4 separate regions of the Homo sapiens genome follow, and regions 1, 2 and 4 are each linked to region 3. A link is a contact called in ENCODE Hi-C or POLR2A ChIA-PET data. All regions are on one chromosome and are shown on one strand. The core of a region is the stretch at or near the end of the contact, and the rest is flanking DNA. Distances in the headings are between cores, read along the strand shown.

The links. A loop is a pair of places that touch in the nucleus more often than their neighbours do. ChIA-PET counts read pairs that join two places held with the same protein, here RNA polymerase II (POLR2A). Pooled maps may share reads with other maps.
Region 1: a pooled map shows a loop between it and region 3 (15-fold over the local background). The contact joins the promoter of ZNF445 here to the promoter of ABHD5 in region 3. A Hi-C loop is called at or near these places in 1 of 37 single-sample maps with no recorded cell type and 8 of 50 pooled maps. POLR2A ChIA-PET finds 5 or more read pairs at or near these places in 1 of 52 experiments (activated CD4-positive, alpha-beta T cell).
Region 2: a loop to region 3 is called in a map of endothelial cell of umbilical vein, with 7 times the contacts of the local background. The contact joins the enhancer-like site here to the promoter of ABHD5 in region 3. A Hi-C loop is called at or near these places in 2 of 168 maps with a recorded cell type or tissue (chondrocyte and endothelial cell of umbilical vein) and 11 of 50 pooled maps. POLR2A ChIA-PET finds 5 or more read pairs at or near these places in 2 of 52 experiments (H1 and activated T-cell).
Region 4: a pooled map shows a loop between it and region 3 (13-fold over the local background). The contact joins the promoter of CCDC13 here to the promoter of ABHD5 in region 3. A Hi-C loop is called at or near these places in 3 of 37 single-sample maps with no recorded cell type and 8 of 50 pooled maps.

Annotation. Positions count from the first base shown.
Region 1 is chr3:44,476,331-44,479,030 of GRCh38, forward strand. It overlaps ZNF445 (zinc finger protein 445), which reads right to left and starts at 1,340. Exons shown (of 8, transcript NM_181489.6): 1 at 1,261-1,340. LOC101928529 (a long non-coding RNA gene) reads left to right here and starts at 1,360. Exons shown (of 4, transcript XR_940785.4): 1 at 1,360-1,879; 2 at 2,252-2,339. RefSeq lists silencers at 1,088-1,137, 1,158-1,317.
Region 2 is chr3:43,160,847-43,163,546 of GRCh38, forward strand. No RefSeq gene overlaps it. Among named protein-coding and RNA genes, the nearest start is that of POMGNT2, 56 kb to the left of the region's middle. Within about 2 kb of position 1,430, at least 7 of the 41 ENCODE cell types and tissues checked have a DNase peak (open chromatin) inside an H3K27ac peak, as active enhancers do.
Region 3 is chr3:43,689,602-43,692,301 of GRCh38, forward strand. It overlaps ABHD5 (abhydrolase domain containing 5, lysophosphatidic acid acyltransferase), which reads left to right and starts at 1,337. Exons shown (of 7, transcript NM_016006.6): 1 at 1,337-1,438. The coding sequence starts at 1,392. It also overlaps a transcript of ANO10 not described here. RefSeq lists a silencer at 1,509-1,988.
Region 4 is chr3:42,771,954-42,774,653 of GRCh38, forward strand. It overlaps CCDC13 (coiled-coil domain containing 13), which reads right to left and starts at 1,300. Exons shown (of 16, transcript NM_144719.4): 1 at 1,223-1,300. It overlaps CCDC13-AS2 (CCDC13 antisense RNA 2), which reads left to right. Exons shown (of 2, transcript NR_122070.1): 2 at 1,252-1,682. RefSeq lists a silencer at 1,021-1,180 and an enhancer at 1,311-1,480.

The sequences.
Region 1 (2,700 bases), core at 90-2,589, 790 kb after region 3:
TCTTCAAAACATTCTCATCTTTTCGGCTTACAGTAAGACTTTTTTTTTTTTCTAACCAAAATGTGTCTGCCTTTCATTAAGATAACATAAAAGAGCAGCCTAATTCTTTGGTCCCTGAATATGCACACACATGCATGCACACACACACACGCAGACACACACACAACACATGGAGGCTCTCTGAAACTGCTTAATCAAATTACTGCTCAAACCACTCCCTGGCACTTCCTTGCAAAACAACCAACCTAATACTGAGTTTTTAGTTTTGCACTACAAGCCGTTTGAAACAGAATAACATTCTTTCCTGGCCACCACTTTTAAATTCGGAAGGAGACAATACTCTGATCTCTTAGGCCTGTGCAAGTCAGAGTGTGCTACAATCGCTGCAGGTTAGAGCTCTGCCTTTGTTTAAAAACTGCATTTTATATACTAGTTACTTCATTGTGAAAGATAACCACCCTGACAAACAAGATTTTGCTATTTTTCTGCACAAATGTCACTTCACCATTTAGAGCTTCATGCAAATGTGTCTCCTACAGAAAATAAACTGCAAACACGATTTCTTAATTATCCTCGCCAAAAAAAAAATGTTTTAGTGGTGTCATAATGCCAGCACTAATTTTAGCCAAAATAAGAACAAATGCATTCTACAAATTCAGGAGATTATAATTTTTAAAAAGCAGTAGTATGGATATACTTAATGTCACTGAATTACACACTTCCAAATGGTTAAATGGTAAACGTTTATGTATTGTATGGTAAATGTTATGTGTTATTTTGGCACAATATTGTTTCCTCACAATAATACTAACAGGTTTTTTAAAAAGCAAGAGCACGCTCTCATTTCGTAATATATATTTATGGATGTCAGTGTGCAGAATTATGCACAGATATTTTAAATGTCAGGAGGCCTGGAGACAGATTTCAGGATTGCGGCTACTTTTACTTTTCTTCTACTTTCCCGTGTTATCTAATTGTCTCTGATAAATACGCTTTATATGCAGAATTGGATGAAACGAGAAAGCCCGGAGAAACCCGGGCTCCAGATTCTCTACCCCGGACGCCTGGGAGGCAAAGAGGTTCTAGATACGCCCTCAGCGTGGCGGGGGCGGGATCCACCGCCAGACCCCCGCCACGGGCGCAGCCTCCAGGCCGGGCCCCGTCCGCCGCCCGGGCAGGCCCGAGAATGCCGCGGACTTCGGGGAGCCCCGCGCCCGCAATGCCGCCACCCCCACCCCCGCGCCCCGCCAGGCCTCTCACCGACTCCCGCCGCCGAGCGACAATCGGTCCACCCGCCGCCACCGCAGCCGCCCGTCCCGCGCCTACCTCCCGGCGGCTCCAGTCGCGCACGCGCGTCGGCGCCCGGGGCCCTCCGCGGCCTCTCTAGGAAACTGGGAGGCCCAACGTCTCTGCTTCTCTCCGGCTCCGGTGCGGCGGGCGGCGGGGCTTGTCCAACATCCCTCACCTCCCTCAGTTGGACATTTCCCTTCCACGCTCGGATGCCCAGCCGCGCCTGTTTTCTTGCATCCCTCCTGTCGTGTCTGCGGGGCTGCCCTGAAGGCCTCTTTCCCTCCAGGGAAGAAAGGGATCCAAAGCTAGGGGTGAAAATAGGGCCAGCAGTATCTAGCAGACTGGTCCTGGCCAGGAGAAGGGGTTAAGGGAGCCACTCATTCTTCGCCTGGGTACACTTCAAAGAGGGGAACCAGATCCTACGGGAAGCTAGGTGCCAGAACTCCTGCCTTTCCAAGACGAGCTCATCCCCATCATCACCATACCCAGGAATACTTGTTCATAGCCAGCTCAGAGGTGCACCATACTTTAGCTTCCCACGGCCTTCACTCGTTTTCTCCTGTGGGTGAATTCTAACTAGGCTCGCCTGGTGAGTGAACAATGATGCCATTGCCCAATAATATGTGGAATCTGGGAGGAGTAGGTTGGGGGTAGGGGGTGGAGGGGCTGCTTGAAGAGGAGGTGAAGCAACCTGGAGAGGTTGCCCACCCCCTGTAGGAGCAAATGTCATCTATTGCCAGTGCCAGAGAACCTTGAGGGTGCACAGCCAAAGCCATAAGGCCATCTGCTGCCATTGGAGGGCATGCTACAAGCTGCTGTCCTGGTAGTCCTCTGGTTTGTGCTTCCTAGTGGCAGGCTGCAACATGTTGACGATTGATCTTTCAGATGGGCATTGATGATGCCCATCTGTGCCCTGAGGCTTTGCTTTACTCATCTGATCCACCCCTTTTTAATGCCCCAGTCACCAAAGATGGAAACAGAGAATAGATCCTGAACACCAGGAAGATGGTGACAAGGTGATAGAGAAACAGATGGCACATTCAAACAAGGTAAGTGGGGAGAGTTCACAAGGGGCGATTTACACAAAGTGGACAGGGTTAAGGAAATGCAACACGGAGTGGTGCAGAATCCCATGGCTAGCAAAATTTAGAAGCTATTCTCACCCCTAGGAGCAGGCCATCTGAGAGAAACTGTGGCTTTCAGTTGAGGGCTACATCCAAGCCATAGTCCAGCACAAAGGAAGCTGAGGTAATAAATAACCTGAACCCAGCTCTCTTCTGATCTCCTGCCAGGGCTTCCCATTGGCCCAACTCAACTGGAAGCCAGAGGGCAATCCAGGAAACTCAGTCTCCCAAGTGTCACAGCAGGGTTGAGGACTGAGACTGAATATGGAGGGGCAATTGGAAAATA
Region 2 (2,700 bases), core at 180-2,679, 530 kb before region 3:
AATATCCTGGTGGGCCTTATGATCTTTAAGAGGGTGCTATACCTAGTGATGTTACCAGGCTTATCTCATCTCTGAATCCCCATTCTGAGGAATATCTCTCCAGACTGATTATCTGTGGAACACTCTGGAAAACCCTGTTGCCAAGCTCTGACCATGTGCAGAATCAGGGAAATGCTCAGGTCTCATTAGGCCAAGTTCTAATATGATCTGCAGAGTTGAATGAAGCCTTGTTAGGTTGGGAAATTTGAGACCACATCAGCTATTAAATGAGAAACACTGCTGAGATCTCACTGGCAAATTAAGACATGTGGCCAGGTCAATTATGGATTTTCCAATTACAAGATTTGGAAAGGTAGAAAGACATTCCTGGGCATTTGGTTAGTAGGATCACTGAGCTTTTGGTTCAGCACGGATGATAAGACTTGGATAAACAGAGGGAATTCCCTGAACCCCAAGGGAATGAAATATTGTGTTAGCTTATTTTGTGTTGTTATAAAGGAATACCTGAGACTGGGTAATTTATAAAGAAAAGAAGTTTATTTGACTCACAGTTCTGCAGACTGTACAAGAAGCATGGAGCCCACATCTGCTTGGTTTCTGATGAGGCGTCAAGAAGCTTTTAGTCATGGCAGGAGGGAAGGGAAGCCAGCATGTCACAGGGCGAGAGAGTGAGCAAGAGAGGGAGGAAGAGGTGCCAGCCTCCTTTAAATAGCCAGCTCTCCTGTGAACTAAGATTGAGAACTCATTCATTACCATGGGGAGGGCACCAAGCCATTCATCAGGGATCTGCCCCCTTGACCCCAACACCTTCCACTAGGCCCCACCTCTAACACTGCGGATTACATTTCAACATGAGATTTGGAGGGGACAAACATCCAAACCATATTAAATATACTTGCAAATAAAACAGTCCAAAGAAGCATAAAAGGGATAATGGAGAGTGGGATCAGTGGACAGATCAGGGCTCCCTATATGCACTCAAGCCTCACCAGCACAAGGGCTGGGCCTCCAACTGCCAAATCTGCATCTCTTTGCCTGAGGGCTCCCTCTGGCCATTGGAGCCCGCAATGAGCAGCAGGCCAGAAATGCATAAGCACTGATGTGCGGCAGCTTGAAACCAGTGACTGGTGGGAACTGGCGAACAAACACCCCAGAGCATCCCACCTTGTAGGCAGGATGGTCCTGATGTGCACTGGCTGCAATGGCTCCCGGAATTCCTCAAAGGCTAAATCTCCAGATGCCCATAGTGGCCCCTGGTTTGATAACACACCGTTGGTTGCCTGCCTTCCTGTCTCTGTCTTACTTTCCCTAGGAAACAAGGTAAGTTCTGCAGGAGTTTCTACTCTGGCTAGAAAGCCTGATTTCCTGGGTTTTCATGATTCTTCAAGGCGAGATTTGTACCACTGCAGTGAGTTAAGAACAGTTTCATTTTATTTCTGACAGAGGGCAGCATTTCGTTTTCTTTCACAGAGAGATGTATTCCTGGGCTTGCAAATGACTCTAGCTCAAAATAAAGAAAAACAAATTGAAATAAGGATTTTAATCACTGTGAAGGGAATGAAAGGCTGTGTCAGCGTTTCCATGGTAAGTGCCGTCTTTCAGGGATTTATCATCCCAGCTGTAAAAATATGCTTTATGCTAGGATTTGGCAAGAGCAACCCTCAGTCACTTAAAACCTATATATTATTAAAGATTCTACTTTCAGTCAAGTCAGAAACGTGACTCTGTATAAATGCCACAGAATGCTCCTCTGACCCTTGTGACTGCCAACTGCTGCCTGCCACATTCCCTGCCAAACCAGCTCAGCACTGAGAAGTGGCAAAGGCACAGCAGCTGGACCTCCCCAGAGGATGCTTTGCGTTCTGGAAATGGTTCCGCTGAGGAAGAGGGCCTGGTTCTTTGTGGAGGCTAAGTGCGGCCTTTTGGGGTCTCCTGCCTAGGGGTCTGTAGGTGGCTGTTCTCTGAGCACTGGCTCACTTGCTCCCTCTCCCGCATCCCAGGTCCCAGGGCTACTCAAGGGGAAGGGGATGTGTCAGCACAGCCACACATCACCCTTGGCCCCTTGGCTCGGGATGCCGAAGCCACTGCAGACAGCATAAGTGGAAGAAACTCAGGTTGAGCTGACAGGAAGTGTTAGACTTGTGCTGATTTTACCTGGCAACCCGAACTCCCGTGGTGTGAGGGGAAGAAAGGCAGCTAGGTCAAGTTAGCAGCCAAAAGAGAAAGCAAAACAGGGCTCAGTCTGAATTTTTATGTCACATCACATAAAAGCCACCTCTGCTTGGCTTTAAATAAGACCAAATTTGCAGAAACTGGTATGTCCTTTATTCGAAATAGGGTTGTGGAGGTGGGGCGGGGGGCTCTTTATGATAAGAGCAGAATGTCACTTTTTACGACCCAAGATGAATCCTTAGTGTGGTGCCAGTGGTGTTTATCAGGTCTTAGGCATTAGCAATTTAATCTTTCCCCTAACACAGCAAGTGGTGCATACTCTGATTTCCATTTTCAAAATGAACAAATCGACACCCAGAGCTTAAGGAATTCACCCTTATGAAGGTCTCATGGAGAGTCAATAAGGAGCAGGCACTTAAAGGCATATCTTTCTGACTCTAAGTCATGGGGCTCCATATATTGCACTTGGGAGCAGGCACAAATTCTTCTCCCAGGAAACAGTGCAGGAGCAGGGTTCCAGGGTTCCAC
Region 3 (2,700 bases), core at 87-2,586:
AATTACAGAAGACACCATTCCTATCCTAGAGGACTTTCTCGTGTAGTTGGAAAGATATTCGATAATGTTTATTTAAAAGCTGTAACAATTACACAAGGCTGAGAACCTGAGAGCTAGATGGGTGATAAAGACAGGTTTACAGTGGGGCTCAGAGGAGAGAAAAAGAGGGAGGAGAGTCAGGGAAGGAGAACAATGAACTGAGTCTAAAATAAAGGTTAATATATTCGCGTAGGATCTATCAAAACAGGAGCAGTATTTCAACCCATTGTTTTCAAGCACCTAGAACAAAGTGAGCCCATAGTAGACACACACCAAACATAAATGGATGAGTAGTAGTGGGTGGCAGAATTCCAAAAGCAGGTTGCACCTGATTGCTAAAAGGCTTGAAAACAGGTCAAGAAATACTGCTATTTAGGTTAGTCATTTCACCTCAATAACTCGAAGTACCTAAACATAGACTTTTTTTTTTTTTTTTGAGACGGAGTTTCGTTCTTGTTGCCCAGGCTGGAGTGCAATGGTGCGATCTCGGCTCACCGCAACCTCCGCCTCCCGAGTTCAAGCGATTCTCCTACCTCAGGCTCCCGAGTAGCTGGAATTACAGGTATGCGCCACCGCGCCCGGCTAATTTTGTATTTTTAATAGAGACGGGGTTTCTTCAGCTCAGGCTGGTCTCCAACTCCCGACCTCAGAAAATCCGCCCGCCTTGGCCGCCCAAAGTGCTGGGATTACAGGCCTGAGCCACCGCGCCCGGCCAACACCGACTCTTTTCACCCTCCCAGGTATCTAGAGAGTCGAGTGGGAGGGAAATTGCTGGCTCTGGCCACTACAGTAACATCAGCACCTAGAGCAGTGCTCAACTGACTGAAGGCTCCTGTGAGTCGCCCTCTCCCCCTGGCCCCCCAACCCGCGGGGAAAGGCTGGCGGGACGCCACACAGCACCTCGATTACGCCATTTCATTTGCCACTGCACCATCTATCGGACACTAGCTAGGCTCTTCCAGGACCGGACGCACCTCCGTCCCCAAGGTGCCACCTGACAGCCAACACCGACGGGGTGATGCATGAATACAGTCATTATTCAAATTAGCTAAAACACCTAACTCATTCGGGTGAGTCTCGCCAGTCCCTCTGGGCTGACTGTCCCGCCCCGCGCTTACACCCGGGAGCGTCGGGCGGGAGAACTAGTGCATGCTGGCTGGGGATGGCGGACGCAAAGCCGGAGGCAAGGCCGCGCACGCGCAAACGCGGGCGCGCCGCCGGGCCGTGCTAGTGCGCGGAAGACGCATGCGCTGGCGGCCTGCGCCGCCTTAAGTGCCGCGCCAGCCCGGGGCGGCCCAGTCGGCCTGTCAGCCGGCTTCGAGATAAGTCCCGGCGCTTGCGCGGCGGCGGCTATGGCGGCGGAGGAGGAGGAGGTGGACTCTGCCGACACCGGAGAGAGGTAAGCGCAGCCGGCAGGGGGCTTCGTGTGTCTCCGGCGCGCACCCTCCGCGCGGGCCGGGTTAGGGCCCAGCGGGCAGCACCAAGGAGTCGCCGCCCGCCTGGCGACGACGGGCGGCTTCCTCGACCCTCCCCGGCATGAGTCCGCGCGGCGCCCAGAGGCGTCCCGGCGCCGCTCTGCCTGGGAGAGGCTCCCCTCAGCGTCGGGGCCCCGAGGTGTCTGAGCCGGACTCCGGCCGCGCCGGGAGGCCGCCTTGACCCCGCGCGGAGGGTCCGCCCCGTTGTTGTATAAGCCACCCCGCGGGCCGGCGACGGAGCTGGCCGCGGCGGCCGCACCGGCTCGGGCTCTGCCAAGGGACCCGGCCTGCCCCAATGCCGCCGGCGGGCGGTGCCCGGTCGACCCTGCACCTGACTGCGAGGCGCGGGAAATGACCGGGTCTGTCAGCCTCCCATCGCGGCTTCCGTCTACAGGTACTACCTGTGCTCTGTCCAGCCTCAGCCACTGGACGATCCTTCCCGTAGCCGTAGGAAGGGGCGGCGCTTCCTTGGAGGGGATATTAGAGGCCCGAATTCGCCCGGGAAGCGGCGGGAGGGCGGGGGTGCCGGGAAGGAGGGAGGGGAGAAGGAGTGAGGGAAGTGGGTGTATGGCTGTGAGTTTCAGATACTTCATAGAAAGAAAGTTAGCCCTTAAGATAGAGATACACGTTCAAATGTCATAATTCATCTTTCGGATGAAGGTCTTTGGCTTGCAAGCTCCACTGTCCCTTATTTGTTTGCGCTTCTGGGATTATTCTGGCTTTACTGGCGAAGTGTGTGTTGCATGTGCCTTAGAAGAACACACATAATGTATAGGAAACTGTGGAAGTTGGAGGGCAGATGTCTAATGTGAAACTTTTTTATATACAGGTATAGTGAGTTTATTCTTTTCTACACCTAAATGACTTCTTGCACTTGTTAGTAGAAGAATAGTAGTTAATGAGTGGAATAATTAAATTGTTATGGAGGTTATTGCCTTGTTTCTCAAGGCCTGTCGTTTGTATTGGAAAGTAAACTTCCCCCATATATATTTAATTTTTTGACGTCGGTTCTACTTCAGACGTCTGGAGAAATTTGCCTAGGAAACATAACCTAAATGATAGAATATGGAGTACCATGAAGACAGGGATATTTGGAAAGATGTCATGGGGAAAAATTGTGAAATATTAGAAAGGAAGTTATTCTCTTGAGTTTTGTTTATTTGTTGAGGTTTGTTGATGAACTTCC
Region 4 (2,700 bases), core at 50-2,549, 920 kb before region 3:
TGCTTTAAGTCTATTTTCTTTTAAAAGTAAAGGCTAAGCCGGGCGTGGTGGCTCATGCGTGTAATCCCAAAACTTTGGGAGGCTGAGGTGGGTGGATCACCTGAGGTCAGGAGTTTGAGACCAGCCTGGCCAACATGGTGAAACCCCATCTCTACTAAAAATACCAAAATTAGCCAGGCATGGTGGCGGGCGCCTGTAATCCCAGCTACTCGAGCCCAAGGCAGGAGAATCGCTTGAACCTGGGAGGCAGAGGTTGCAATGAGCCAAGATCGCGCTACTGCACTCCAGCCTGGGCGATAGAGCGAGACTCCGTCAAAAAAAAAAAAAAAAAAAAAAAGTAATAATAAAAAAAATAAAGTAAAGGCTAGAGCTGCATGGAAAGAACTCTTGGCTCAGGTAGGACTTAGAGCCAGGGAGTAGGAAGAGTGGCATGCACTCTGGAGTCCTATGAGGAAGCAAGATCCCACAGGATATGGGACCATAGGTGACAGGGACCAGTGAGGAAGGATTGAGACCCCTTGCCCCATCGGCCTGCCACTTTTTTCATTGTTTTTCTCTTCCCCTCTCCTTCTCTTTCTTCTTTTCTTTTACTGTGTTCTTTTCGAGTATTCTCAACAACAGTCTAGGGGCCTGGAGGTGTGGGGAGGCCGCCCACGGATGCCTAGTTTGGCGCTCTGTGCACTGCTAGCATCTTCGTAGGGATGGGTTTGGGATGGGAGCGGGGTGATGCTCTGGTTCTCAGGGCTGGACTCCGGGCTTGGAGGGGAACTCCCTCTTGCGAGTCCCCAGTCCTGTGGGGGCTGGGCCTGGAAGGGGAACTGGGAGATGCGGAAGTGCACGCCGTCGGGTCGCATCTTTCAGTGCGGTGCGAGAGGGCCCAGTGGCAGAGGCCCAGCAAACAGCGCTTGTCAGGCGGACCTGAGTTCGAGTTCTGACTGTGCCATCTACGCTATGACTTTGGGGCAGGCGACCCACCCTCTGCGCCTCATTAACCCATGTACTGCATGGAAAATAAGCGTCTGCCTGGGTTAGAAGAGGGCTGTGTGTGAAGATTCAAAGGACGAAGGGGAAGAGTCCTCGCTGGGCGCCCAGCACGCGGTGAGCGCCCGGCCAGTGGCAGCGCGCTCGGGCTGGGGTTGCGCTCGGGCTCGGTTCCGCGCCCCCGGCAGCTGCGGGCTTTCCCAGCTCCGGCCCGGGCCCTTCCGCTCTCCCCGGCACTTACAGCGGTCTCTCTCCACTTCTCCCTTCTAGGACCGCGGCGGCTAGGTCACCTCCTCCGGACGCCGACACGCGCTGCCCTGGCAACCGTCACCAGGGAAACAAGCGACGTCACTTGCGCGTTTTCAACGCTACTCTACGGGGGCCGAGGGGGCGCCAAGAGTTCTGAAAGTGACAGAGGCGCTGATGGCGCGCTGGGCTGGATCCAAGCGAGCACGATCTCGAGTGCGCTGGAGATTTTAAATCTTCTGGAGTATATTTTTAAAAAAGTTTTGTGGACCAAACGTTCTGCACAGAGATGCCCATTCCGCTCTCCTGTTGGGGAGTTAAAAAGCGAACGATCTCACCATGAAATTTAAAGTAGCCATTCAGATATATTTGAAAAATGTAAAACAGTGTGGGGAAAGGCCATGTTATGATGGTGAGTGAAGGAAGCAGGACGCAATATAGCAATGCTAAATAAATAAAGTTGTGTTTATTTCAAACTAGGCACTAAAACAAGACCGAAATAGAAATATTAAAAGTGGTTATATTTGGGTGGTGGAATAGCAGTGCTGTGTTTTTATTTTTACACTTTAGAGAATTTTTAAAATAATGAACATCGTTTATTTTCATAAAGGAAAATACTTGTTTTTTTTTTTTTAAATGGCACCTTCCAATGTAAGACACTACTATATTTCAGGGCAATATGGGGGTGGGAGGCAAATTTCTAGGAAAGATGATTCAAGGGAGATTTCTTTCTATCTATCTATCTATCTAATCTATCTATCTATCTATGATAGAGTCTCGCTGTGTCGCCCAGGCTGGAGTGCAGTGGTGCGATCTCAGCTCATTGCAACCTCCATTTCCCAGGTTCAAGCGATTCTCCTGCCTCAGCCTCCTGAGTAGCTGGGATTACAGGCACCCGCCACCACACCTGGCTAATTTTTTTATTTTTAGTGGAGACGGGGTTTCACCATGTTGACCAGGCTGGTCTTGAACTCCTGACCTCAGGTGATCCGCCCACCTTGGCCTCCTAAAGTGCCGGGATTACAGGCGTGAGCCACAGCTCCTGCCCAAATATTTATCCAGGACTTCATAATTTGAAAACCTTGGCAGTTGTTTTTCTATTTTTTTTCCTCATAAGGTGAATGAATACCCATCCCATAGACATGCATACATAAGATACGGCACTAGACTGCCATCAGCACTGCAGGTATAAACCCGAAGTTTCCTGATAAAGGAAAAATGGATCTTTCCCGTTGGTCTCCAATTGCTGCCTGGTGAGCTGAGGGTGGGAGACGTATAATATACAGGTGGCAGCAAAGAGAGACAGGATAAAGAGTAGGATTCAGGTAGATGTGAGCCTCAAAGGATTAGGGTTTTTTTTAAATGGTGTGTGTAGTGGGGAGTATCATTCGTTTGCCTCATGACCACGATGGGACTATGTGGCATAGGAAAAGGAATAGCCAGGTCTACTTAGAGGGCTTCTGGAAAGCATGG